Linked DNA regions of Homo sapiens: regions 1 and 3 are each linked to region 2. A link is a loop called in an ENCODE intact Hi-C map of the cell type or tissue named here. Cell type or tissue: PC-3. All regions are shown on one strand. Links, peaks and the distances in the headings refer to the core of each region. The heading gives the core; the rest is flanking DNA. Region 1 has its middle 8.7 kb from the start of HECW2. Region 2 overlaps HECW2 (HECT, C2 and WW domain containing E3 ubiquitin protein ligase 2). Region 3 overlaps HECW2 (HECT, C2 and WW domain containing E3 ubiquitin protein ligase 2).

Evidence for each region. Peaks named below come from ENCODE experiments on the same cell type or tissue, not always from the same donor. Only the 100,000 strongest peaks of a DNase experiment are listed, where the experiment ranks them.
Region 1: a loop joins it to region 2, with 4 times the contacts of the local background. A loop is called at or near these places in 13 of 110 quality-filtered maps.
Region 3: it touches region 2 in a loop (3-fold over the local background); 14 of 110 quality-filtered maps call a loop at or near these places.

What each region holds. Positions count from the first base shown.
Region 1 is chr2:196,598,433-196,606,168 of GRCh38, reverse strand. No RefSeq gene overlaps it. Among named protein-coding and RNA genes, the nearest start is that of HECW2, 8.7 kb to the right of the region's middle. In PC-3, for the core only: no CTCF peak of the experiment used is centred there; a DNase peak (open chromatin) is centred at 4,568; H3K27ac peaks cover 1,785 bases.
Region 2 is chr2:196,532,536-196,540,271 of GRCh38, reverse strand. The region is part of intron 1 of HECW2 (HECT, C2 and WW domain containing E3 ubiquitin protein ligase 2); the gene reads left to right. Among named protein-coding and RNA genes, the nearest start is that of HECW2, 57 kb to the left of the region's middle. In PC-3, for the core only: a CTCF peak has its summit at 4,335; no DNase peak of the experiment used is centred there.
Region 3 is chr2:196,583,479-196,591,214 of GRCh38, reverse strand. All of the region lies in intron 1 of HECW2 (HECT, C2 and WW domain containing E3 ubiquitin protein ligase 2), which reads left to right. Among named protein-coding and RNA genes, the nearest start is that of HECW2, 6.2 kb to the left of the region's middle. In PC-3, for the core only: no CTCF peak of the experiment used is centred there; DNase peaks (open chromatin) are centred at 4,344, 5,794 and 6,114; H3K27ac peaks cover 2,650 bases.

The DNA of each region.
Region 1 (7,736 bases), core at 1,483-6,482, 66 kb before region 2:
AGGGCTCTTCCATCATTACCTAATCACCTTCCAAAGGCCCCACCACCTAACACTATCACACTAGGCATTAGGTTTTAATGTAGGAATTTTGGAGGGACCCAAACATTCAGAGCACAGCAGAGACTCTAAGTATAGAGGCTTTGATTCAGTGTGTGTGGTGATTCCAAGGCACACATCTGGTTACAAATCACTGCTCTTATGTATCAAGAAGACATATAAACATATAAATAATGAGATTAAAAATTGAAACACATCAATGGGACTCTCCAGAAATAGCCAAGCTTAGGAAATGATTTCTAAGCATTTTTGTGAATGGGAAAAGAGTGTTATCATCCAGAAAAGTGTTATGTTTCATCTGGAAGATATCCGAAAATGATAAGAGGCTAATGTAAAATAGTTGTAACACTGGATGTTATTACTTGAAATAATGTCACGGAAGAAGCGTTTAGTACTATCAATGAGTATCCCCTTGGAGAAGTTGGGTGGTAGTTTGTCAGTAGGTCTATAGCATTTTCCGAAAGAGAGCAAGCTTTGGTTCTAAAAGTGGTACTGGTAATTTTTAAAAATTTTTCATTGGCTTCCAATATAAATACAAAAGGTAAGCCCCTATTGTAAATGTACGGCTCAATAAAGTTTCACAAATGAATCTACCTGTATAACTAGCACCAAGATTATATAAGGTAACATCACCAGCTTCCCAGAATCCCCTCTCATGGTTCTCTTTCAATCATAACCTCCCCACCCAAGGTAATTGCTATCCTGACCATACAATATATGCTTTTTTGTGTCTTTTTTCGCTCAACATTACGCTTGGGAGATTCAACCATATTGTTTCAGACAATGGTTGTACAGACCTTGACTTAACAATGGTTCTACTTATTATTTTTCCACTTTACCATGGTGCAAAAGCAACATGCATTCAGTATGTACCTCAACTTATGATGCAGTTATATCTGGATAAACTTGTTGTAAGTTGAAAATATTGTAAGTCAAAACCCACTTTCAACTTACAATGGTTTTATTGGAATGTAACCCCATCATAAGTCAAGACGTATTGGTATGTAGTTATAATTTGTTTATCCCTATTACTGTATAGTGTTCCCTGTAGGTACTGTGTTTGCTTTTGTTTTTTGTTTTTTAAATGTAGGCATATACTTGTGTATATAACAGCAATTCATATGTCAACATAAATTCATGGGAAACTCCCTTAAAAATATCCAGCGCCTCTAGTTCTAACTCTGTGCTCAACACGATACAAACATCTGATCTGTTATTTCAGATTCTAAACAGTATTACCCACCAGAAGGGAGAACCCTGGGTGGATGGCCTAATAGTTTTGATGCCAGAGATTTTCTTCTGCAAGTTAATAAATTGAATTTTGGAATTATCACTCAGTGTCCTATGGGTTTGTTTGACATAAATAGATTCCCTATGGTTCCATTATCTCCAGGTAAATTGATAAAATTAAAATTTTTGAACCTTCAAAATGTAAGTAAAAATTCTCAATGAAGCTAGGTCTCAAATGACCTGATGGCAATTGATTTGGTTTGTATTGACTCAAACTCTATTAATCTGAACTGTAAAGACTGTCTACTCTAAATGTACTTCTAACTGTGTCTGAATCTATCATTTCTTGGAGTGTAAATATCCTGAAAAAGAATGTCTGTCAAAAGCTCAGCAGAAAATAGAAGGCATGTTGAGCTGGGATGTTGTACATAATGTCATGAAACATCTATTCGCAGAGGCTTGGGCAGGGTTAAGAAAACTAACAAGGAATGTTGAAGCACCCAGGGATCTGCAACACTGGGATGCTGCTACTATTCATAGGCACAAAGGGAGGAGGGAAGGCAAGGATGTCCCTGGAGTCCAGAGAGGGCTGGGGCAGTGGAAGGGGCATGGACTGACAGGAGGGATGCTGGACCTGCATCACCAAGTCGAGGAGGAAGTTGGGGAGGAAAAAATCACTCTCACTTTTCTTTTCTTTCTTTCTTTCTTTCTTTTTTTTTTTTTTTTGAGACAGAAGCTCACTCTGTTGCCCAGGCTGGAGTGCAGTGGCACGATCTCAGCTCACCACAACCTCTGCCTTCTGGGTTCAAGTGATTCTCCTGCGTCAGCCTCCCAAGTAGCTGGCACTACGGGTGCGTGCCACAATGCCCAGCTGATTTTTGTATTTTTAGTAGAGACAGGGTTTCACCATGTTGGCCAGGATGGTCTCCATCTCTTGACCTTGCGTTCTGCCCGCCTCGGCCTCCCAAAGTGCTGGGATTACAGACATGAGCCACCGCGCCCGGCCACTCTCAGTTTTCTCTCTCCCTCCTCTCCAACCTCCCCCAGTTCCAGAGGGCAAGAGAGCCTGTTGTGCAGTCCATAGTGTCAGCCTTTCAGGACTCAAAGAAGGGCAGGGAAGGGTAGAACATGGGTCCCAGAGAATTGGCTTGGCATAAGAGACAACCAGTGCCAAAGGATAAGTTTTGTGTAGTATAACATTGGCACAGGACATAGGTAAAGAATAACACTAAAAATGACACCATAATTAAAATTCTTAATTTTATATGATTTTTCTAGGACCTCACACTTTAAATTTAGCAATGTATTTTCTATGTTTCTGTTTCAATTTAGCTCTCCTTAGATTAATTGCTGCATCAGCTGTCACCTCTGTGTCCTAAATCACAACATAGACTCCTTGGCCCAAGTTTCAGTAATGATACAGCTTCTGGGAAAGGTCTTTCCTTTGGCCAAAAACTGTAGCATCACCCAGTCTTCTTCTCAACAAACAGAATCAAGTTTTAGGTTAGAATTTGGAGCCAAGGGGAATTGCTGAGTTGATCTGATATATTTTTCTATAAACAAGAAAAAATAGGTAAATTATATTATACATTTTGGATTTTTTAAAGCATTCACTATATGTATATATACACATATATACATATATACACATATGTACATACATACACATATATACACATATACACACACATACACACACACACACACACACACACATATATATATATTTTTTAGACAGACTCTTGCTCTGTCACCCAAGCTGGAGTGCAGTGGCACGATCTCGGCTCACTGCAACCTCCACCTCCCAGGTTCAAGCAATTCTCCTGCCTCTGCCTCCTGAGTAGCTGCGATTCAGGCACCCACCGCCACACGCCTGGCTAATTTTGTATTTTTAGTAGAGACGCGGTTTCACCATGTTGGCCAGGCTGGTCTCGAACTCATGACCTCATGTGACCTCAGCCTCCCAAATTGCTGGAATTACAGGTATAAGCCATCTTGCCCAGCTGATATTTCTTAGATGCATAATTATGCTTAAGAGATTCACCCATATTGTTATAGATGGTAACCAAATATTAGAGGATAATAACCAAAGTATTATCCTCTCAGGGATCTCTTTCTATATGTTTGTTTATTTTGCCTTCTCATCTCAGGAAGTCGTGAAGATATATATTCATTCAAAAAGTGATTTGGGGATTTTCCTATATAAATATTACTGAAAATGCTATAAGGGGGTAGTAGCATCATGAAATATACTAACAAATAAAAACAATAAGAAGGTAAGAAACTTTAAAAAAACGATTTAAACAAATGCAAAAGAAATCTGAGCAAGCGAGTAATTTGAATGAGAGTGAGATTAATTTGAGGTGTCTTCAGGAAAGAAGTAATTTTAAAGCTATCTTAGCTTAACACAAGAGACAATACCCCATGGTAGAAAAACCACTGCACGAGGAGTTCAAAACCTGGTGCTGATCCTGGTAAATGACTTATCCTTTCTGTGCTTCAATTTCCTCACAATTAAGTTAGAATAATAGTGCAACTAATTCCTCAAAAGAGAAATTATATAGTGAACTTACTGAGTTCAATACCCTTTGCCAATAATGCGAGTGTAATATTTTAAAAATACCTCCTGATTTAGTTTCCCTCATTGTTTAGCAGACCTCTTTCCCCATCTTTACCTCCATGGAGGCTTAGCAGTGTGGCTGCGTTTGGGAGGGAACACATGCCATAAAGGCACTGGGAAGCCCAGAGGCTCTGCTTCTGACCAGAGGAAGTCGTAGGTAAACAGGAAGGGGCGGTGAAAGCAAAGACATCTCTTCCAGGTCTCGCAGGTCATGGGATAAGGCAGACAGGAGAGGCCCACCGTGTGGCAGATGTATTCCTCAAAATATATGCCCTTTCTGGGCTTTGGCCCAGAAGAGTGGATATGTTAGGGCAGGGACGCTTGCTTCAGCTTATATTTAAGGGTTAGGAAGGAGACTGCCTTACAGGATGCCCTGTTGCCAACCTGAGAGCAGCTGTAGCCAAGTAAATTCAGGGGTGCAGTGTCATGGTTAGGCAGAGAGAAACTCTGAGTTTAACTTTATTTACTGAGCCCAGGCCATGGAATTGATGGCACATGTGACTAAATGTTAGAGGAAGCTATAGCAGCAGCAGCAGCAGCAGCAGCAGCAGCAACTATGAGGAGGTCAAATCCGCTAGGGAGCAATGCAGGGCCCCGTGCAAGCTGAGAGATCAAACTGTGAGATCAAACTGTGAGTCACAGCAGCCACAGGCGTCAGTTGCTATAAGTGGAATCACCAGGGTGGGACCAGTCAACCTTCTGCAGTCCAGGCAACCCAGATGGCCACTCCCCATGACAGGCCGGCACGCTCAAGGATGCCATGAGGACAGCTGGATCCAGCAACCCAGCCGCTGTCATGCAATCACAGAAGCCACCATTGCCACCTTTCCTCCCAGCCACTAGCTTGAGAGTGGAGACAAATCTGGGAGACTGAGGCTTGCCAAACTAAACAAGTTGAGAATTAATCTAAATAGAATCCTTTAACCATTATATTTTTTCAGCCAACTAATTTTATCAGGTTGGCTTTCTTTTTTTAGATTAAAAAAAAGTTTTTGTTACCAAGCAGGAAAGATGAAATCATACACACAAAACAAAATGAAACATAAGTATTAATAGTAATAATACCTTTGCAGCAGAATCATAACTATATTTACATTAAACTCATATCTTTGTATTAGTCCCTGGAATACTGGAATACTTAACTTTTTTGAATAAATGGATGAATGAAGCTCATAAAAATAATATATTTTTTGGAAACTTGGTATGGGCAAATACTACTGTAAAGAATCTTAAAAACAAGGTGATGGTGGACAGAATCTCTGATACAGTCAGCACCTTTGTACTTACTGTTTCCCTTCTCCTTCTCCTTCTCCTCCTTCTTCTCCTTCTCCTTCTTCTTTTTTTTGAGAAAGTCTTCTTCTGTTCCCCAAGCTGGAGTACAGTAGTGACATGATCGTAGCACACTGCAGCCTGGACCTCCCAGGGTTAAGTAATCTCCTCACCTAGCCCCCTGGACTCAAATGATCCTCCCATCTTGCTCTCCCAAACTGTTGGCATTACAGGCATGAGCCACTGCACCTGGCCTGTTTCTCCTTCTTAGAATGCTCTCCCCCCACATGACTGCTTGTTTGGTTCTTTTTCTCCGGTCTTTATTTAAAAGTCATCTTCTCAGGGAGGGTGTTTACTATCTAATATTCCAACCCCTTGAAAACTTTCTATCTCTATCTTCTTTTCTTATACTTATGTGAACATAATTTACATTTTTAGATTTATTTGTGCTTAGGATCAGTAACACTAGCAGTTCTGACAACTAACTCCTAAATATGAGTGATTTAACATGAGAAATGGTTATTTCTTATTCATGTAACAAGTCTAGGGGTAAGTGGAGCTATTCTCTTGGGTAGCTCTTTTCCAAGTGGAACTCAGAAAGCCAGACTTTCATGTTGCAGTGCTGCTATCTTTCAAAATGTGGCCTTTCATGGTCTCTAGGGAAGGGGAAAAGGGAGACAGAGAAGGCACGTTATGTAATTCACCATCTCGGCCCAGATGTGACCCATATTAGTTCTGCTCACATTTCATTGGATAGTTAGTCACATTGCCATTTAACACAAGGAAGCCTCGGAAACATATAGAAGGACATAGTTACTGGTAAAGACCAATATATTGCCTTCTGGTCACCAAATATCCATTTTAGGCAGACAAATGAGTGAAGTCTCTGAGTGTGGGTGACATCTAAGTAGCTTAACACTTTCTTTCTTGCTCACATTACAGGACCCCACCAAATGATGGCTCAGGGATCCAGTCTCCTTCCATTTTGTGAGGATACCTTTTCAACACATGGCCCCTGTGGTTTCCAGTGAAGGCAAAGAGAATGAGAGAAGTCACACTATATTCTTAATCTTCACAGCCACAAGTGAGCCCCATCAAAACTCCTTAAGTTCTATTTGCCAGAAGTAGTCACATGGCTATCCTAATTGCAAACGAGGATGGAAAATGTAGAAGAGCATATGGATTTTGTAAACACTGATACTCTGCCACATGTTGCTTATTATTTGATCTCTGCTTCCCTATCCCACTAGAAAATCAGCATCACAAGGGCAGGGATTTTTGTCTATTCCCTTCACCTCTGCATCCTCAATAGTTAGAAGAGATCCTTTCTCATTAGTAAGTGGTTATTAAATATTTACTTAAAGGATATGTGAAATGGAGAACCCAGAGATTCTCATCATTGGTAATGAGTGAGAACTGGAAGACAGAAAGAAAGGATACTGAGCAACCAAAATAGATATCACGAAATTTATGCACCAAAGTTCATGTCCATTATCCACTGAACCTCCTCCCTCCCACAAGCCATTTTAGACAAAGTTCTAATATTTATTTAGTCTATCAATTCCATATAAAACCACAAGCAGGAAATTAGAATGAGATAAGAAAGATTATCAAGAAAGGAAAAAAATGAGCGGTGACAGGAAAAAAATGCGAGGTCCTAGAGAAAAAGTTACTCTTAAAGTACCACAATAACAAAAAAACCGATAGAAGCCTGAGGCCATTTAGTCTAAGGGCAAGACCACTTCTACATAGAAGCTTCTAAGAGTATCCCTGAATTAGAGCATGATAAATAAATCATAGCCACTATGAAAATAATGAGTCAATTATCTTTAGTATACTTTCTTTAAAAAGGCAGAAAAGTCATAATACATCTAAGAATATATTTTGGCATTCAAATGGATATCCTTTGGTCATTCTACAAATTCCCTGGCTGTAACTATTAATTCATTCTCTTAGGATTGTTGACAGATAAAATACTACAGAAATGACTGTCTCAAGGCAATATTGTGCTTAAGTTAGTCACCTCTTCAGTTGGAATCTCCCACTTTTTTTGAGATGGAGTCTCACTTTGTCACCCAGGCTGGAGTGCAGTGGTGTGATCTTGGCTCACTGCATCCTCTGCTTCCCAGGTTCAAGAGATTCTCCTACCTCAGCCTCCGGAGTAGCTGGGATTACAGGCACCCATCACCACATCTGGCTAATTTCTGTATTTTTAGAAGAGACTGGGTTCCACCACGTTGGCTAGGCTGGTCTTGAACTCCTGACCTCAAGTGATCCACCTGCCTCGGCCTCCCAAAGTGCTGTGATTACAGGCGTGAGCTACGGTGCCTGGCCTGGAAGCTCCCGTTCTTTGAATACTACACAGATTAGGTCACACTGAGGACAGATTCAGGTTCTGTGGAGACTGATGATTATACAATTCAGGACACTTCTTCCCTCCCTCTCCCCATCCCCTCCCCCTCCTCTCTCCATCCCCTCCCCCTCCCCTTCCTCTCCCCTTCCCTTTCCCTCCCCTTCCCCTTTCCCTCCCCTTCTCCTCCCCTTCCCCTCCCCTTCCCCT
Region 2 (7,736 bases), core at 1,315-6,314:
AAGTTTAAAGGAGTAACATTCATGATGATAAAATATTTGTTTATTTAAAAAATTTTAATCTTTTTTCCCCCAAAAATTGTATTGAAGGAAAAGTACAAAACATTTGAAGTACAATGTTTACAGTTACAAGTTGTAGTGAATGAATTCCCAAAAATATAGTACAACTCAAGTTGACTTATCTTGTTACATTAAAAAGCCTACTTTTGTCAAAGTAGTTCAGACAGTACATACATAGTGCTCCAGCTGTACCTACGTCAAAACAAAGTGACTGCTCATTCATCCGCTGTCCTGAATAGCTTGGGAAACATTCCTACCTTTTTACATGGGAAAAACAAAACAAAAGATAGTATCAGTTTTGGAATTCTCTATAATTAAACAAGGCATATTCATGTACCACATATCCTTGCAGTGCTCAGAGGTAGCCTCTTCACTTTATATTTTTTAAAAGTGGTAAAATTCCTTTCCTTTTGTGCTATTGAACCTATCTTATATTCAGATTCTCTCAAGGACTAATAAACAAAATACTTACTTGATTGAGGAAGATTTAAGGCAAGTTCAAGCCCTTCCAAAGGGACCCTCATGTGAGATTACTCGTACACGTAAAAGTATTTGTTTTCTTTTTTTTCTTTTTCTTTTTGAGAAGGAGTCTTGCTCTGTTGTCCAGGCTGGAGTGCAGTGGCTGGATCTTGGCTCACTGCAAGCTCCGCCTCCCAGGTTCACACCATTCTCCTGCCTCAGCCTCCTGAGTAGCTGGTACCACAGGTGCCCGCCACCACAGCCGGCCAATTTTTTTGTATTTTTTTAGTAGAGACAGGGTTTCACCATGTTAGCCAGGATGGTCTACATCTCCTGACCTCATGATCCACCCGCCTCGGCCTCCCAAAGTGCTGGGATTGCAGGCATGAGCCACTGCGTCCGGCCTACGTAAAAGTATTTGTTTATTGACCAACATTTTATGGAAAGTTGTCACACGTTTCCTGACATGTAAGCCTTAACATTTCCTGTGAGGAAGGATGGGAGGGAAGAGTTCCCTCATTTCACAGGTTTGTAAAAATGAGCCTGAGAGGTTAAGTGATTTGCCCGAGATCCTACAGGGACTGAGCACCCCAGACAAGAACTTAGGAGTGCTCAGAGTTTCTCCACCAAACTACCTTTAGTCTCGGCTTAAGACTCCAGGGCACTTCTGGACTTCTGCCACTATTCATGCCTTTTGGGCAATAGTTCCTTACTTTTAGGACTAAAAAAGTTGAATCGAGTCTTCCCTTTCAGACCACCACTTCTCACTGTTGGAAGCACTTGGTGTCTTTTTTCAGGGATATTTAGGAAACCCTTTATTTTTTCCACTTTCAAAGAGTACCTGAGCTCCGAGGAAACTGCTGTGGTGGTGCGTTGATTGGTAGAGAGGAGGCGGCTGGTTCCTAGGTGACTGCTAAGCTTTTATTGCTGGTGAGTTTTGATGAGCAGCCTGCCAGCTGGCCTTTCTTATCACTGGAGCTGTCCTTCATATAAAATGAAGGTACCTGGGAGAAAAACTTATACGAGCAAAAGCAAAATTGTCAGAACATGTTAGCTCATGAGACTGTTATAGTTTTTTTAAACTGAAAGTTTTTAATAAGACAAGTCATTTTTTTCTTACATACTCAAGGCTGGGTATAGAGGGGCACTGGTTAAGTCTGGGACTAACCAAACTCCAGGGTGGCTTCCCTGATACAAGACTAATCTAAGCTGCCATCCTAAATCTCCCAAAAATGTACTGTGGGACAGGAGTGTAAAGAACTTTCCCAAAACCTCTCTGAGGACTGCTAAGTGCGGTGTACCTTTTACGCTGCCAGAATGAATGTAGGGCTGCTATGCCAGCTAGCATATTACCCTTTTTACTGCCCTCACCGCAGTTCAGTGTTTGCCAAAGTGTGATCCAGAACTGCTTGTATCACAGAATCTCTTGGGACAGGGCCTGGCGTTCTTAATTTTAAACAAGCTCTCCAAGTGCTCAGTGACACTCTAAAAATTGACAGCCACTGGTTCCTTTATCACCTTCCTTGTTTGTCTTTATCAGAAAAAGTGGAGGATATGCCTCAGGTCAAATCGTTTTGTGGAAGGAGGTGGAGAGGTTACAGGGGAGCAATCTTTGTAAGGTAGAGAAACGATGCAGGTACTTGACTGTCTCTGTCGGACTCCTTCGTCTTTCTGTTGAGTACGAGTGTTACAGGACAGGGGTCCTGATCCAGACACCAACAGAGGGTTCTTGGATCTCCCACAAGAAAGAATTCAGGGCGAGTCCACAGTGCAGAGTAAAAGCAAATTTATTAAGAAAGTACAGTGGTGAAAGGACAGCTACTCCACAGACAGAGTAGGAGGTTCCCTAGCTACAATGCTGGTATATATGGGGAGATGGGCTCTGTTACAAGGGTTTGTGATAAAGGATTAATTTTCTCAATTGCTATATTTTGCAAGAATCAATATTATTATCTTCAAAGAAAAATTGGGAATGCCTTTGTTCTCCAGATATCGGGATATCTGGACACTCCCAAGTCTGGGTCTGTTTAGTAAACATGATTAATTTGTTCCCTTAACCATAAACATCTAGAGGCTAGGAATGCCTCACTTTCTGAGAATGCAGCCCAGCAAGTCTCAGCCTCATTTTCCTAGCCCTCACTCAAGATGGAGTTGCTCTGGTTCGAACGCCTCTGACACCAGTACCGTTCAGCCACACCTCAGCTTCTCCTGTTGTCCGTCCTGGTTCATGCTGTCCCTGGTTTTCTAGACATGTTTTCATAATTATAATCATCTGTGCCCTGTCTGGTCTGCTTGGCAGGCCAAGAGCTTTGCTGCCTCCTGATCTCCAGCTTCAACTGAATTGGAAACGTTTTGAATGTAGCTCGCCGGTCTCTGGGTTGGATGTTTAAATTCCTCTTGGATCTATTGGCTTCCATCGTGAGGCTTTCCATCTTCCCACCTCCCACCCTGTCCCCATACATGGACAGCACATTCTCAGTTTCCACACAGGTTTCCCCAGTATCGCTTTGTCAGTTTTCTGTTTATGTCTAGGAGCACATTTTCCTGGAAACTCTATTGTAGTGTTTAGATGTTCAGGTTCTTCCACCAAAGCTCACTCACCCCATATGGAACTGAATTGTTCTTTCCTAGGAGCAGGAGGCCTGAGATATGGAGGGAGAAGGAAGAAGAATAGCTTTCTTCCTTCTTCCTAGGATGGAAATGATTTTAGGCAAAATTGAACAGAAAGGAATTGGTTTTCGCCCCTGCTTTCTTTTTACTAATTTCATCTTTCCTGGCCTCGTATGTTTGAGATTAGGTGATTAAGCTGTGAGATGTGAGTGATTTGTGTCCCTAGTGAATTTGGGGACCTCTGGACTTGCTCAGTTACAGTGGCTGCTGTCTTTCATCCAACACAACCACCAATGCAGCCATCAAAGATCAAATGAGTTTCAGTGGCCTTCTAACTTGGTGTATTGATGCTCAGTTTGAGTAGCACAGTGGCCATTTAGCAGATTAATGATGGGAATAACTGACTCTGTGGCTCTCAGCCCCTAGTCCAGAGAGTTGGATTATGTGCTCCTGAAGATTATTTGCTGTGTGACTTTTTGAGATCTATAATCTCCTTTTTTCCTTCAAGCTGGAGATTAGTCCTTGGAGGGGGTCTGGGAACAAAATGGCAGACTCTAGTGGTTATCGGGAACAAAAGTTTTTTAAAATTGCTTCTTCGCTTGTCGGTAGAGGAATTTTTAAGGTTGGTGGGAACAGAGATACATAGGCAGCAGGAGTTTTGTGAGGCTGAGCATGCCAACTTTTAGTATCTGTGGGCTTTAGACACATCCTCTGGAAAGCAAGTGCCCACTGACATTTCTGATCTTTCCAGCTCTCTCATGTAGTCCAGTGGCCTTTACAGTAGTCCCTTATGCAGAATACTCTCACAGCTGCTACAGTTCAGAGTGGCAAACCATGCACCTAGGTGTACCAAGAAAACTAATGAACTCAGAAGTTCTTTAAAGCCAGAGGGTCCCATCCCGTAAGTTTTACAGGAGCATCAAAGTGTTTACAGATCAGGTTACTGGTTGATGAGACCTATTAATTATCGGCTTGTTCAGTGTGTCCTTCATGCCCACCCTTGGCCATTTAGAAAAATTGGTATTTATTTTCCAAAAGTTTTTAGGAAGTCATGTAAGTCCTAAGGGCACACATTACCTTTCCAGGTTGTTCTAAAGTGCTCCCAAATTATTTAGCCTCTATCAACCATTTTTTCCTCTCTGTGGTTCTTTGATAGATGTTAGAGTGGAAAGCAATCTGATTGTATTTTTCATAGTCTAGTGATCCCCCTGGAGGTAGATTTTTTTTTAACACATAATACTTGTTAACTCAGATCTCTAATTGATGACATCTCAGGCAATGTATCATAACAAAATGAGCCATTTCAAACATTCTAGACAAACGTGAAGGGACAGCATAAAATAATTTATGGCAGTTTGTCCCTGGAGTCTCTTCTTCTAAACTGTTTCTGCTTTCTCTGTTTTTGCTAGTTTTGAACTCATAGCACCTCTGCATTTCCAAGGTGACTGTGATGATTTGGGATCGATGAGGAGAGGGTAAGGCAGAGAATATCCAGGACTATTATGTACACATTTAGGGTCGACTGTGCCACAGACATTAGACCCAGAAAGGTATGTGGTAAGCGGATAAGGGATTTTGATGCAGCATTCTCACTTACAGGATCTAAGTGCAGTGTGCTTGAGCCTTATAATTAAATTGCCTTATAATTTGCCTTTAGTAAGTCTCTTATCTTTTAGTATGTTATCCAAGGCATTATACCAAACTCACCACTCTAACCGCTGCATGTAAATTTGATGTGGTATGGTATTACATGTTTAACATTGATGTATTTGGAATCTTGTCCTTTGCTATACATTATGTTTGAAGTGGCGCTTAAGAATAACAAAACTAGCATGGTAAACAGGCTGCAGTTCTCACAGTGGTGGCAAGGATCCACCCACATCTAGTTTAGTACTGATCTTGATTTTGTGTTTCTTCATTTGGAGTCTTTGCCAGCTTTATGAATACAGCACTGATTTTCACAAACTGGGAAATCTATTTTTCTCTCTTATGGGAGTGTTGTGAGAAATGAAACTGATGAAGCTTTAAATGTGAGTTTTAGGGGCTAGCGTTTTTAGCAGTTGAAGGAGAGTGGGTTTTTTGTTTTTTTTTTTTTGTTATATTGACAATTTGTTTTCTTCCTAATCGTTTTGTCGTGCAAATTGGTATAGACTGAAGGGGACATAGATTAGTTGGGGAGTTAGCCACTTTGTTAAGTTAGTATTTGCTGTTTCAAAAATTTCTCCATTAAGATGTGGAGAACTAAGTGGCAATTGAAATAGGATTTGATTTTGGTATCTTGGACTTGCAGTGAGATGTCTACCCTATCCCGCTCATTCTAGTCAGCCACACCCTGCCAGGTGAAGCCACTGGAGTAGGCAAAGCAAGCAGCATCTTGTTTCACAGTAGAGACTGACAATGGAAGTGCTTTCTGAGGCCGGGGCAGGCGATTGTGTTAAGCAGGTTCTTGGGAGCTACTTTTAGCTCTTTGAAAAATTTATATCTCAAAGCCCCAGCTCTCCCTCCTGCGTCACAGCAGCTGGCCTACATTTACCAGAATATGCAGACTCTCTTCTGATATTTATGGGAGATGGAGTGAGGCATCAGAGACTAGAAGAAGATTCAGCTATCATTTCAACCCCGTTCTCATTTCTGAGGCTGAAAAGATTCTTCCATGCTCCTTAGGCTATATATTATTTAAAGAGAAGAAAAGTAACAAATTCCTCCCTAGTATTTCACACTCACTGAATTGAGATCTCAGAGTACGTTGCTACTAATAATTTATACCTGTTTATTAATGCTGACATATGAGCAGTTTAGTGCATGAGGCAGGGAAGGGCTACATAGTTGAAGAACAAAGTAGAGTAAAGATTTTTTTTTTTTTCCTGCACAAAAACGGAGGCCCTGACACACACCGAAGACTCATTTACAGTGAGAGTGAAGCTTTCCTGTGGTCAGGAAATACTTCTGTGAAATAGAACTATAAATACCTGATCTTGTAAAGGATGCTAAAATTATACATACTACTTTCAAATTGTCTGATCTCATTTAGTTTAGACACAAAGTTGGGACTTCTTAGCAGATACATATTATCAGTGAAAGCAAATGAAATCAGGATTCTGGGAATAATGTGCAACAGTAAATCAGGGAGCAGCAACAGAAAAACAAATCAAATCCCCAGCCCAGCTGACAGCTCATGAACAGTATCAAAGTAGCAGATGCACTAGGTAAGGTGGTTCATAGCAATGAGGTTATAAATTATGTACAATAATTATTTTCCAGAAAGCTAGTATTATATTTTAGTCCTAAGAAAAATTTGGTTTCTTGTTCTTGATACAAAGCAAAATGGAAGCAGTTGTAAAGCTTTCATCTTACACACTTAATTAAATTCTCGAGTCTACCATTGACCTTATAACTGTTTTACAGTGAGATAAGTTGAGCCAGAAAAAAGTCAGGCTAGTTTAAGGTGACAGTAACAGAGCTTCTTGTCTAGTTAAACACATTGTTAATGGAAAATAAAGAATGAAATTACACCTATATATATATTCCTTTTCCAGTGTCATGGACAAGGATACATATGACTTTGCTGAGATTAAGGAATAGAAGCTCTTCCATCCTGCAGCCTGCAAACTGAAGGGGAAGGCAGGAGGGTGGAGGAAGAATTGAGAATTAGATAAAAGATACCCCCCCACACACACAAAAAAAGATGAGTAGTCTCTTGGCTGTTGTGATTCAAAATAATTTAAAGGGCAAGTTTCATTTGTGGTGGTTGAGGTTGCTTCCTGTTATGGAAGGGGCTCTATCCCACGTCAATAATAAACATTTTTATGCTAGAAACTTAACACTGGAAATAGATAGAGGTCATTGGTTGCTAATTCGTAATCAACATAGGGATCTTTGCTACAGTTTCTCTACAGAGGTTAAGATTACCTGTTTGAACATTTTCATAACATTATAATTTATAAGTTCACCAAAAGATCAGCTGTCCAATTCCTGGTTACCACAAATAATTAAAACATAGTAGCTAAGCATCTGTTTTGGTCTTAAAACAAACATGACTAAGATGCAATTGTAATCTTATTTAAGGTAAGAATAGTAAGGGGAAATTCAGTTGGTCTCCACACCAGAAAAATTACATGGTATGCACCTAAAAATATTAATATGATAGCTGAAGAAACTGTATGTTATCTGACTTTCTTCAACTTCCTTCCCCAAATATTTTCAGTGTATTTTCTTAATAAGATATCTTGGGGAGCAGCCTAGACAGAAGAGTTCACTGAGCCACGCTAAGTTATGCCAAATTAATGTGTCCCTCCTCCTTCTCCTCTTTTCCCCACCTCTTTGCTCTCCTTCTCCTTACTAGTGTTACTATAAGTAAAATAAAATAATATAAGCAATAAATATAGATGATAGCAAGGTAGTTGATAAGATCTCTCCAGAGGTCATTGTAGCCAGTGTGGAGGAATGTGCCCTGGAAGATGGTAATTTTTTTTTTAATATTAACTTTTATTCCCTATTGCACATACTATTTTTTAAATTATTATACTTTAAGTTCTGGGCTACATGTGCAGAATGTGCAGTTTTAATACATTGGTATACACGTGCTATGGTGTTTTAATGCACCCATCAAC
Region 3 (7,736 bases), core at 1,301-6,300, 51 kb before region 2:
TAAGACATTCGCTTCACCATCGCCTCTATCACGGTATTGGGCAACATTTGGCAATGAATCTTTATGAATGGCTGTGGTGTCGGTAAAGAAATCAAAATCATTCTGAACATTTGAGATAAACCAGCTGGAGCTTTTCTGCGCCTACCACTGTTGTGGATTATCTATGTGTTGTGTAGATTGCAACCAGATCACAAAGCTAGTTTTCCCTCTTTATGAATGTGAAGGAAAATATTCCAGTAAATTAACATTTGCCAGCCACAGGACTAAATTTAATGAAGATTATGAGCAATGTTTGACCCCTCTGAACAGGAGACAAAAAATAAAAGTAAGCACTGGTTCTGTTTCACTTGGGCAATGTGATCTTGGGAGAAAAACCTATATTTTCTTACTCTTTTAAAAGGCTTTTGCAACACTGATTTCAGCCAAAGGCAAAGAAACCAAGGTTGTTACCTGTAGTTGAGGACAGATGCTTTGGCGTTTTCTCCTAGATGAATGTGTTTTGCAGGAGAGGTGGCTTTTGGGATCTTCCCAGTTTTAATATGTGCCTACACATCAATGAAATGATCTTGCATTCAAAATGCTTGTTAAGTCTATATGGTTGGTATCTGTGTAACCTCTAACCAGGTGGCTTTCTCTGTTGTGAAGTGTTCCTTTAAGAGAAACCAGAGGCTTCTCGCCTGGGGCTTGCTGTGGGCCTGGCCTGGATCCACATTCTTGTGCATTGCTGACTACTTTCTTGGGAAAAACTGGAACCAGTTTTGCTTGGTGTGTTGGATAGGGAATGGCAGCATTGGGTGAAAACCTTTCCAGCTCTGTTATCAAAAGCCAGGCCTGGCCTGAAAGAGGGAGGACTATGTTTGAAGTTTGATTGATTTAACAGAGGCAGAGGTTGCTTCATTACACACAGGATGCCTTTTGTATCAGGATATGAATGAGAGATTAGAAAGGTGACGAGATGCCCTGCTTTGCTTGTGACAGTGCCAGTTTACTCCTGTTGGTTTATCTTAATTATCAAAAGCACCCCCTTTCACATGTAAAAGTGTCCTGGTTTGGGTGATAATTATCTGGTCACCCTAGATATTAAGGAATCCTGAATTTTTTTCATCACCCCTCTTCCGACACCAGATTTTGAGTCTTGCCTTATTTCAGTCTTTTATTTATTAAATGCAAAGCTAGAAAATCAGAAAAATTTAAACCTGAAAAATATATAAGAAAAAATGAAATAGGAGGAAGGAAGATAGGAGAATGAGATAATTGCTTGTCATCTATTTACACACATAGTGAATAAAATAGTTTTATTCTTAAGTTACTAAGCATCTGCCGTGGCTGTAAGCCCATATTATTATTGTCTTCAAGCACAATATGAATTAACACCTGTCCATATATCTAGAGCTGACACTAATTGGGACAAATCCTTTGATTTGGGAGAGCAGTTTCTACAAAACCTGTTTGCAGACCTAGTGGTTACCATGGCTCTTAGAGGTAGGAATGCAAGTTTCAAGATCTAGTGTCTGGTCCAGATCTTGGATATTTACTGAGATTCCAGAACACAAGTGTTGTTGTGAAGACTTGATTCCACATTCTCTTAGTTTCCAAGCTCTCAGGGCCATGAGGATAATAGGAGGGCTTTTGTTTTCTGTACTCCCTTGTGTCTCCAGTGTTTGGTTTGGGTCTCAGCTTTTCATACAGAGGGGTCGCAGAGAGGGAGAACTGTTGTGTCTGTTCACCACATGAAAATTCTCTTGGGGGTTTGAGATTGTGCAGGTGACCTGGCAAGGGTTTGGATTCTTTACCCAACTTAGATATATGAAGTTTGTGGCATTTGCTTCTGCAGTAGTTGCTATGCTCCTTTACCAAAGAATTGTGTGTTTGTAACACAGCTCACTTACTATGTTGGCCAGTGGATGTTATAATTAATTATGGCTGTCACCTTTCCCAAACTCACTCCACTGAAGTCCTCAAAAGCTTGGTCAGCATGTCTAAATAAGAAGAAATTTATTTATTTATTTATTTTTTGAGACAGGGTCTCACTCCGTTGCCCAGACTGGAGTGCAGTGGTGCAATCTTGGCTCACCGCATCCTCCGCCTCCTGGGTTTAAGCGATTCTCATGCCTCCGTCTCCCAAGTAGCTGGGATTACAGGCACGCACCACTACCATCAGCAAATTTTTGTGTTTTTAGTAGAGACAGGATTTCACCATGTTGGCCAGGCTGGTCTTGAACTCCTGACAAATGATCCACCCTCCTCGGCCTCCCAAAGTGTTGGGATTACAGGTGTGAGCCACCGTGACCGGCCTATGTATCTTTTTTATAAGTAGGATGACTATGTAATTTAAAAAAATCCAGACAAGGACACTTTTGAGAGTAAAATATGGTACTAACTGGAAGGGGCATTAGATCAACAAGTATAAACTGAGACTGTGCCAGGAAAACTAGGATTTATGGCTGTTCTAACTATGACTCAAGTGATAAGCTTGTATATGTATTATATCCATATGATGAGAAATGTCCTTAGCTTCTTCTAGTCTTGTTCAACGTATATGTGTGTGTGTGTGTATGCAATGTATGTATAGATAAACATTGATAATGTATCTATGGATATGTGAATTGTAGGTTTGAAATAAACCACTTAAGAAGTCCTGGTAATTGGAAATTTATGCCCTTCCTTATCTCTTTCATTGGTTGACTTTTTAACTAAACTCTTTGGATCTAGCCTCTCCAAACTTTAAATCATCTCCTGACCTTGTCTATTTTAATACCATTCTATTGATATAATTCTTTTGCTTAAAAACCTCTGATGGCTTATCATTTTCTTTTTAATTCTCAAAGTAAGATCCATAGGCAGTTTGGTGGTTAGAAGGGAAAAGCAATGAAAAAATTTAATTCATTCATCCATTCATTTATTTGTTCATTCAAGTAATATGTATTGAGCTCCATCTGCGGGTTAGTATCTGATCTAGGTGCTGGGAATATATCAATGAATAAAACAAAGATCTCTGACCTTGTAGAGTTTTCATTCTGTTGGGGGCAGGCAGGTGGGAGGTGGGAGACAGATAATAAACCAAATAACTAAATTATATATGATGCTAGAAGGAGATGAGTGCTTTGGAAGAAAGAGAAAGTAGGACAGGGTAAGTGTGGTTGAGTAGGCTTCATGGAGAAAGAGACCTTAAGCAAAGAGTTAACGGAAGGTAAGAGAAGTTGCTTAATACAAATACCTGAGGGATAGAGTTGCAGGATGGCCAGTGCAAAGGCCCTGAGAAAAGAATGTGTTTGGATATGTTCAAAGATTTGCAAGATCAGCATGATGGGGTGGAATGACAAGGGGGAAGTCAGAAATGAGACCAGAAGGGTGGTGTGGGTGTTGCAAAGCCTGTAGGGCCTTGAGATAGGCCATTTAATTATGATTTCAGCAGACATCCCCTTATGTTCTTAAAACTTATTATAATATTTAAGATTGTATTTGTGCTGCAAAGACTGCACTGGTGAGTGCGTATAGCTTACATTTTGTTAATGGTCCACTTCATGTTTGTTAATATAATTTTTATATCATTTACTTATTTTTTATTTGTTAAAAGAATATTTTTTGTTTTTGCTGTTCTTAAATTGTATTCCCATTTCACAAAACTAGATAAGTGGTTCAAAAGTAGTTCATTGAAGTGTAAAAATAGTGATGAAAATAGTACTGTAAATGCTACATTTCAGAATACCATAAACATACTTAGAGAACTGAATCCCACTGCATATAAAATGGGAATATGTATGTATAGAGACAAGGGAATCTCTGAGAGTGACAATTTCAGAACAGTAGCTGAAATTGAAAAGTGCAAATGGAAATATGACAATGACTATCTCAAAACTATTTTTTATTGGACTTGCTATCCCCATTAGGACCAAATGAATCCGTAATCGTTGCCTGTTATGAAACTTTGTCCAATAGTGGCATGAAGCCATGGATGTTTTTGTGTCATTTTCGAACAAAGCACAGTGGCTTCTCTGTTATACTATTGAAGTTTTCTAGGACAGGCACACAATAATGCTTTCCTTTATAAAATTAATGTATTATATGGCTAAAGGTAGGTAAGAGATTATAATTCTATTAGCATCATTAAAGGATCCTTGTAGCAAAATAAGTATGAGTCATATTATTGAAGAGACACTTGGAAAATCAGCTGGAAAGTTAAAGACAAACATTATCCTTAGAGAGAAACCAGAAGTTATTGACAAAACTCCTTTGTCAAATAACATGGTTGGCTGTGGCATAATATCAGTGGAGTGGAGTGTGGAAGAGCGATTACTATCAAGTGCACGCTAGCAGATATTTCACTTTATGGTTGGATGAAACCACCGATGTCATGCAGAGAATGAATCAGCTTTTGGCATTTGTTCAGAAATGAGTGCTCGGTGATGCTTTTGTTCATTTGTCACTGAAAACTTGTGCTATAGGAAGAGTTTTTTTTTGTTTTTTTTTTTTTGGTTAACCATTATTCATGAGAGTGGAAAAGTTGCTCGGGACAGAACTGACAGGGTACTGGGCTCAGGTACAGATAAGGTGATGGCTTCATGAAGAAAAGGAGTTGTACTTAGAAAGAAGCCAATCCACATGCTACCCACTTCATGGAGAAGACGTAATACCCTCTGATCTTGAGGAAATACAAAAAGAAACAGTGGAAACTATGGATTCAACCAAACTGTGGCCCCTGTGTCTGTGAGTTTGCTGTGCAAAGTGATGGGCAGTGAGTGTAAGACTGCTTCCCCAAGCTGACATATGCTAGCTGCATAGTGGAAAGGTGCTCGTGTAATATTTTATCTGTGGAGTAAGATATCTTTGGAGCAAGAAAAACATTTCCTTATGACAGTGATTAGAAATGATTTGTGTTATATCAAGTGGTATACCTAAGTCATATGCTTAGCCCGTGGTGAACTGTGGCAAGGACAGAGAGGGAAGGGAGAATTATTAACAAATAAAACAATATGCCACAATCTTAGACTATGAAATTTTTTATTAGGGAGTTGGAAGTTCACATTGACTGTAAATTAAGGAAGTGATATTTTCAGTAATAGACAGCCATTTATATCATAAGCATAGTATCTCTCAGTGACCTGCTAGAAGAATAAGAGCTCAAAGTAATAGAACTTAGACCCAGTAAGTTTTGATGGGGAGTAGACACGAGTGTATATTTGGTATTTGAGAGCATGTAGAGAACCATGGCAGGAGGGACCCAGACTTTTAGGATTTTGCATGAAGATATTGGGTGGCAGGGAGTACAGGCTGAAGGAGGTAGAGAAAACTGTCAGATTTCTCTGACAGTTGGATATGATCTTTCTTAAGTTTTTGCCTTAGGCTTCACTTCATTTTATCCAAATGGACTTCATACTCTAAGGTTTTCAGGACATAATCTTTATTGCCATTGGCATAATCTAGAAAAAATGAATGATTTCTTCTGGTCTTATAGTGGTATTGGATACCCTCCGTATAGGCCCCCACCCCTTCCTCCCTCCATTTTTTCCTCTCTTCTCTTTCTCCTTCTCCTCCTTTGTTCTCTCCTTCTTTAAGCCATTGAGTTGGCATCTCTAAGCTACACGAGCTAGAAGAGCTCATCTTCTGTATCACTGTTATCTAGGCAGATATATGTGCTATTCAGGGAACAAGGGAAAGGAGCCCCTAGGGAAGGGAAGTTCTGTACCTTGCTCAACTAACTCATCCTAATGTCCGATATCCAGCTATAGCATGCATTTAAATGTAAACCCCATTCTTTAATAAAGACTCATTTCCTTTTTCCCCTCTTTGGACTTTTAATAAAGATGGAATCATTGTCTTTTGTTTAATAAGTCATCCATTGTGATGGCCCTTATTTAATACTAGGACAAAAGTCATTCATGCATTATTCATTGAACCTTATATGCCAGGCTCTATGCTAAGTAATGGGTATAAAAGAGGTTAATAATCAGACATGGCTCTGTCCAGATAAGACAGAATCTAATGGAAAACAGGCCACACATATATGAATAAATAAATAAGTATATAATTGCAAAACAAGGCAAAAATATTAATGTTTGTTAAATCTGGGCGTTGGTATGTATGGTATACCTCAGTAATATACTTAGGCCACAGTGAATCATGGCAAAGACAAACAAGGAAGGGAAAATTATTAGCAAGTAAAACCATATGCCACAATCTTAGACTATGAATTTTTTTTATTAGAGAGTTAGATGTCCACATTGACCATAAATTAAGGAAGTAATATTTGGTATATGGGCTACTGTTATATTAACTTCTTAACAATATGAACTTCTAAATGTATATTTTAAATATTTCATAAGCAACAAATGAAAAAACCTAGTTGGAAGTACATTAAGTGCTTTGTCGAGGTGGGCTTTGGCAGAGAATGTTGTGTAACTGAGACTTCCTTTAGATGGAGTGCTCAGGGAAAACCTGAAGTGTAATTCATCACTTGCCTATATAAGAAGGATGAGGATAATTTGGAAAGGGTTCAGGGAAGAGTAACAAAGATGATTGATGACAGAGTTGAAAATAGCCCTATGAGAACAGTCTTAGAGAACTGGGGATGCTAAGCAGCAATGGAATGCTTAACCTAATGCAGTGATTTAGGTTTTTTTTTTTTTAATTTATAGGGAGTTTTACACATCCACATTCTCTTCACTTGTCTGCCATGGTCAACAGCAGGCAAGACAAGTGATTCAATTTAGAATTATGGGTTGGAGAAGAATCAGAATTTTGTTCTGCACTTGAGGAAAAATTGGAAAGGATCTGAGAGGTAAACTAGTTTAGCCTTTCTGTAAAGAAATATCTCTTCAGTGTTTTTAACAGGTGGTCATCAGGTTTTTAGGAGATAGTTTCCATGCTTCCTCCACTAAAAATAGGGTGATGGTGAGTGGGACACTCTAGTTTACTTTAATTAGACAGGTCTTCTTCCTGTCCCATAAATACCCTAGACTCATCTCCACCTCAGTACTTTTACCACAGGAAGCAACTCCCACCTGGAATGCCCACCACTTCTACTTACTCTTTCAGGCCCCAGGTCTCCATTGCCCTTCTGTATGCAATTTAAAAACAGTGGTTTTTGTCATTTTTCCCACCTCATCCTTCTGAAGAATATGCCATTCCTGGAATTCAGTGTAGTTTCCCTTGTCAGTGATTGACAGTAAGAGTAAGGGTGGAGTAAGTATCTTATAGGAGGAGTTGGGAGACAGTGTGTTTAGCCTTCCACCCAGATGCTGATATGCTACCCTCTTGGGAATCACTCGTTTGTAGCAATTAAAATCTTAATCATCTGCTGTTTTAGGTGGTACACTAGTTATTGTTTTCCATTAGTCTTCTTGCCACCTAGATTTTAAGCACTCTAAATATATGGAAACTTGGCAGATGCCCCTGTGTAATGCCCAGTATTGATCACATAGTGAATATTCAATAACCAATGCCTAATGGCTAAAGGAACCATCTATTTCTTCTTCATGGACCATTATGAAGGGTTGTTATTTATATAGATCAGATATTAATTGACACAGGATACTAAAAGATTAACATTTTGGACTTTTAAAATGTCAGAAAGTCAAGTCTTGGAGGCCTAGTTCATTCAGATAACTCTCATCTCAGAACTTTCTTCCTTCGTAAGTCTTCTAACTCCTTGCTATTCAAAGTGTGGTCCACAGTCCAGGCAGCATCAGGATCACCAGGGAGCTTGTTGGAAATGCAGAATCTCAGGCACCACACCA